Linked DNA regions of Homo sapiens: region 2 is linked to region 1. Evidence: read pairs that join two places in POLR2A ChIA-PET (ENCODE). Cell type or tissue: B cell. All regions are shown on one strand. Each heading gives the region's core, and the rest is flanking DNA. Links, peaks and the distances in the headings are about the cores only. Region 1 has its middle 24 kb from the start of PTMA. Region 2 overlaps PDE6D (phosphodiesterase 6D).

Region 1 (2,904 bases), core at 128-2,627:
CTCATGGTATCCCAGATGGGTTTAATATCACCTTCTGGAGAAGAATTTGGGACCCAGGGCCAAAAATGGTCAGGGGCTGCCTTCCCTCTGGGATCCCCCAGGGCCCCAGCTTCTAAATCACTTGGATGGGGGGAAGCGGAGGAGGAGGGCCTGATATGGAGGAGCCAGTTGGGAGGCACTGGGGAGGAGGGGAGGAGTAGGGGGGCTGAGGGGGCAGGGGAGGCTGACAAAAGAGACCAGCTGCTGTTTGCACACAAACCCCAAGTTGATAATGAGTGGAGGGGTGGGGCGGGGCGGGGAAATGGCTTGGCAGGAGCCTCTGCCAGCTGAAGAGGCTGCCCAGAATGCCCCCCCCTACCCCACAGACCCCAGCTCTGGGCTCTCACTACCCACGCCCAGGGCATAAATCTGCTCCCAAGACTGCAGCAGGAAGGGCAGGAGGGCCCAGTCTGGGCAATCTGGTCCCCACTAAGCCCAAGGCTTAAATCCTTCTTGGGCCACACTCATCCTGAGCCCTGCCCTGGGGAAGCGCTTGTCATGGAGCCCATGACCCCGCAAGGAGCTGGGAGCAGGCCCAGGCTCCCTCTCTGAGCTCCTGGTTAGAATGAAGGCCCTTGGAGAGGCTCTGAAGAAGAGGGGAGGCTCCCAGATGTGAGGCCTTGAAGAGTCCTCTGTACTGCAGCCTCCCGGACAGAATCAAAAAGGCAGACCCAGGGATGAGGGGTCAGGAAGCCCCTGTCAGCCCCTTTGCCCCCAGTAATGCCAGGAGGGCTCTGGGTAGTCCCCTAGATAGGATGCAGACAAACAAAGGCAAAGAACAAACTGTTGCAGTGGCTCACGCCTGTAGTCCCAGCTGCTCAGGAGGCCAAGGCAGGAGGATTGCTTGACCCTGGGGTGTTGGAGGCTACAGTGAGTCATGATTGCACCATTGCACTCCAGCCTGGGCAACAGAGCAAGACTCCATCTCCAAAAAGAAGAAGAAAAAAAAAAAAGCTAAGGAAGACCAGCTGGGCTCCCTGGGTTGTCAGGAGTGGGAACCCCCCCCCCCCCGTTTACTCACCCCCATCTGCCTGGAGAGTCATGGAAGGGCTTCCCTTTCTGTGGCCCCAGGGCCCTGCTCTGTCCGTTTGTGCATGCACCCCCCTGCCCCTAGAGTCTGACTGGCCTGTTGGCATCCCCCTCCAGGCAAAGAGCTGCCCCGTGCCCGCAGCCGCCTCCTGCCATGTGGGCTGTGGGCGCAGCTGACAGGCTGTGCGTGCAGGAGAGCGAGAGCACGTGCTCCTGCTGCTGCCGGGTGCCAGCCTAGCAACGGCTCCCAGGGGCCCAGAGAGGTGGTGCTGGCAGGGGATGGCAGCTCTGGTGCCCTCCCCACCGCGCTGCCTCCTAGTTCCCTTGCTGCTTGAGCTCCCTGCCAACACCTGCTCCAGAAGAGGGTCAGCCTGGCACTGGGCCCCAAGGACAGCAGTGGACCACAGCAGCCTGCACAACTCGGAGGCCTCAGTCTTCTGCTGGGGCTGGTCCCTAAGAAGCCAGGGGCTGAGCTTCATGGGGAGCAGGGAGGAAACCCCGCTGTGTGAACCAGGAGCCCCGCCTTGGGCAGAGCATGGTTGAGGAGCAGGATGGTTCTCTTGGGTGCCCTTCCTAACAGCTCACCCCCTTCTCAAGGCAAGAGGGAGACTGGGTGCGGCAGGAGGGGAGGGAGGTAGAAGAGCCAGGCAAAGGCTTGGAGGGGCGATGAGAGAGGTTGGGGGAGAGGCACACAGCGAGGAGGAGGAGGATGGGGAAGGGGAGGAAGAGTGAGAGGGGAAGGGGGAGGAGCGGCATGCAGCCAGGTGGTGGAGGGACCTTGAATGCTGAGCAAGTAGTTAGTCCTGGTGTCAGTGGGAGCCACAGAAGATGCTGAGCAAGGAGCCACCAGAGGCACAGAGCAGGAGGGAGATCACGGCTACAGGGCAGTGAGAAGAAGCCAGAGGGGTCCGCATTCGGGGAGTGGTGCCCTCCTGTAGGGGCAGCTGGAACCCAGGCCTGGTTCCAACCTGTGCTTGAGCTGCTGTGGGCAGCTAGGCAGCTGTGATTTGGGGCAACATGATGGCCTGTCCCTGTTTGTTGGGAGGGTCAGATAGTATAATGTGGGCAGAGCTGTCCTGGAAGGGAATTACTGTCACTAGTAGGGAGGAAGCATGGCTTGGATTGGGGCTTAGGCTCCCGAGTCACAAGGCTTAGCCTCTACGTGTCAGAAATGGGCACCTTTGCTCACTTCCCCTCCTGGGCTCTGGGGGCAGTGGTGTCCACAGTGAGCGCTGGTGGGCTCCTGAGGGGCCCTGCTTGGCACTGGTCATGCAGCTGGGGCCACAAGCAGTATGTGTCCTTGAGCCCAAATGTGGCACGAGGTGGTGAGGGGAGGAGCTTGGTCTGAGTGGGCACGTGAATAGGCAGGAATGCGGGGGGTTTGAGCAACGGCCCACAGAGGCAGACCAGTAACCAGCGTGAGGGGCTCCAGAGCCCTAAGAGAGGCCTGGGTACCACCAGGGAAGAGGCAGCCGGGGACAAGGAGCCAGCAGCACACCAGGTTCTAGAGGGTGAATGGGACTTGATATGAAAGGGATGCTGGAGTGTAGACGTTTTCCTCCTATGCCTGAGCGTGTGCCCACGTGCCCGCCCTGGTGCACCTGGATGAGTGTGTGTTCGGGATGCTTTCTCTGAGCTGGATTTCACAAGCCACCACAGGGCCCACCTCACTGGGGGGCTTCCAGGGCACCGGGCCCTAGGGATGGAGCATGCCTATTTAAGATGCCAAGGCCAGTGCCAAAGAGGCCAGCCCAGTGCCACCCGGAGAGGGGACTGAGCTGGCTGGGGCCCCAGGCCTTACCCGGCCCACCCTCCCAGGCCACAGAGGAGGCATTG
Region 2 (2,904 bases), core at 234-2,733, 73 kb after region 1:
TACAAAATTAGCTGGGTGTGGTGGCGCATGCCCGTAATCCCAGCTACTTAGGAGGCTGAGGCAGGAGAACCACTTGAACTTCGGAGGCAGAGGTTGCAGTGAGCTGAGATCGTGCCATTGCACTCCAGCCTGGGTGACAAGAGCAAAACTCCATCTCAAAAAAAAAAAATTATATATATAAAGCCTATTTCTCTGAAAATAAAAACTGTGCACTTCTGAAACTTTTATGTACAGATTCTGGTAGAGAAATGGTTAAAAGAGGTAAAAATGTGATGACAGAGCTTTTCTCTTGCAGAATAATCCACTGTGCATCTTTATAAAAGTTCCCTAATTACAGAACATTTCTCTTTTCTTTTCATTGTAAAGAGACCATTAGCAAAATTACTCTCTTCCCCTATAATGCAAGCAGACTGGGGCAAGAACAGAAGTTTTGGGGGCAGACCATTTCTTTTGTTGAAGTTGTTGGAGTGGTATTTATTCCCAAAGGTTTGGGCAAGAAGACATATTCGACTTTGATTACAACATAGCTTGGCCATCATATACCATTGAAGTTTTCAAGATGTTGCTCTAAGGATTTTCCAGCTTTCCACATCATAATGTACATATTAATGCAGAGGAAACTCAAACTGTAAGAGATATTGGTTGTCCTGAAGCACAATTCCAACCAAATCAATGGTTTATTTATTTGTTAAAGACAGGGTCTCACTCCGTCGCCTAGGCTGGAGTGCAATGGCACAACTGAAGCTCACTGCAGCCTTGAACTCCTGGGTGCCAGCAATTCTTCCCACCTCAGCTTCTTGGGTAGCTAGGACTATGGGTGCAAACTACTAAACCTGGCTTTTTTTTTTTTTTTTTTTGAGAGACAGGGTCTCTCTCTGTTGTTCTAGGCTGATCTCTATCTCCTGGCCTCAAGTGTTCCACCTACCTTGGCCTCCCAAAGTGTTGAGATTATAGGCATGAGCCACCACACCTGGCCCTAAACCAAAGATTCAAAGAGAAAGTTTAGAAATATAACTCCAGCCACAGGTTGCAATCCAAACATCATTAAGAATTCCCTGTGGTGAAGCATCTTCTGAGAAAGTGAAGTCAAGCTCTATGTGTTAGGTTTAAGTGCTCAAAAAAAAAAAAAAGATAGTATTCAATTGACTATTGTTGTAAAAGCCTTAGAGAAGGGCTAATCTAACCTCGCTTCCAGATATCTTTTCTTTTTTTGAGACAGGTTCTCACTCCTGTTGCCCAGGCTGGAGTGCAGTGGTACGATCACAGCTCACTGCAGCCTCAACTTCCTGGGCTCAGGTGATCCTCCCACCTCAGCCTCCTGAGTATGTGGGGCTACAGGTGTGTGCCACCACACCTGGCTAATTTTTTATATATTTAGTAGAGACAGGGTTTTGCCATGTTGCCCAGGCTGGTTTCGAACTCCTGGGCTCAAGCAACTTGCCTGCCTCAGCCTCCCAACAGACATCTCCTTTTAAACATGTCCCCTCCTGTGGACCAGGACAATTTCCAAACACTAAAAGTTTCAAGTATTAAACGATTTATTTTTTTTCTTTAGATGAGTTTTGCTCTTGTTGCCCAGGCTGGAGTGCAATGGCACGATCTCGGCTCACTGCAACCTCCGCCTCCCAGGTTCAAGCAATTCTCCTGCCTCAGCCTCCCCAGTAGGTGGGATTATAGGAGCGTGCGACCACGCCCAGCTAATTGTTGTATTTTTAGTAGAGACAGGGTTTCACCATGTTGGCCAGGCTAGTCTCCTGACCTCAGGTGATCTGCCCACCTCAGCCTCCCAAAGTACTGGGGTTACAGGCGGGAGCCACTGCGCTCGGCTAAACAGTCAATTTCTTAAATCCCCATATCAGTATGTAAATAAAATTAAGGTAAAAATTCAGTTATCCTGGGTCAGGATTCACTTTAAACAATATAAAAGCCTATCTAATAATGTTTAATGATAATGAGAAAATGTTCATAATGTATTGATATGTGAACAGGAAGAGTATTTTTTAATTAAAAAGCAGTTTACAAAACATGTATAATGTGATCACAGTTATTAAAAATTATATTTACACATATATTTCCTTTACCAAAGGAATGGCTGTTACAGAAAGTTTGGAAAATAGAGGACAGTGCTTGCTTCGGCAGCACATATACTAAAATTGGAATGATACAGAGAAGATGAGCATGGCCCCTTAAAAAAAAAAGAAAACAAAGGACAAAAAAGAAATAACTGTAATCTTATAACCCACAGATTACTGGGTTTAATATTTTGATGTATATATTTCTAATTTTTGATGCACATATACTTCTCCCCAATAAATGTAATTGTAAAAGTTTTTTTTAGTCATTAGCTTTGCCTATATATCTACCTACCTACCTGTCTGTCTGTCTGTCTAAAACGGCATCTTAGATAGACAGACAGATAGGTAGATAGATAGTGCAGTGGTGCACATGGCTTACTGCAGCTTCAAACTGTTGGGCTCAAGGGATTCTCCTGGCTTGGACTCCTGAGTAGCTAGGATTACAGGCACCCCCAGCTAATTTTTTTTTTGTTTTTTTTTGTAGAGACAAGGTCTCACTATGTTGCCCAGGCTGGCTCAAACTCCTGGGCTCGAGTGATGCCCTTACCTTGGCCTCCCAAAGTGCTGGGATTACAGGCATAAGCCACTGCATCTGGCCACATCAACTTATATATACCTTGTGTTCTAAGAAGCTAGGGCAAATTATAAGAATCATGTACAACAGTGCTTCTCAGCCTTGGCTGCCTATTAGAATCACTTGGGGAACTTCTAAAACTCCTGATTCCTGGACCTGACCTTTCAGACCAATTAGAATCTCTGGAGGTGGAACCCAGGCATCAGTATTTTTCACAGTTCCCCAAGTCATTCCACTGAAGCCAGGGTGGGGAAC

The links. Peaks named below come from ENCODE experiments on the same cell type or tissue, not always from the same donor. Only the 100,000 strongest peaks of a DNase experiment are listed, where the experiment ranks them.
Region 2: POLR2A ChIA-PET joins it to region 1 with 5 read pairs; 5 of 35 experiments call an interaction of 5 or more read pairs at or near these places.

What each region holds. Positions count from the first base shown.
Region 1 is chr2:231,683,223-231,686,126 of GRCh38, forward strand. No RefSeq gene overlaps it. Among named protein-coding and RNA genes, the nearest start is that of PTMA, 24 kb to the right of the region's middle. RefSeq lists enhancers at 2,160-2,209, 2,813-2,904. In B cell, for the core only: a CTCF peak has its summit at 2,290; DNase peaks (open chromatin) are centred at 1,299 and 2,319.
Region 2 is chr2:231,755,764-231,758,667 of GRCh38, forward strand. All of the region lies in intron 1 of PDE6D (phosphodiesterase 6D), which reads right to left. It also overlaps the pseudogene RNU6-1342P. Among named protein-coding and RNA genes, the nearest start is that of PDE6D, 24 kb to the right of the region's middle. In B cell, for the core only: no CTCF peak of the experiment used is centred there; no DNase peak of the experiment used is centred there.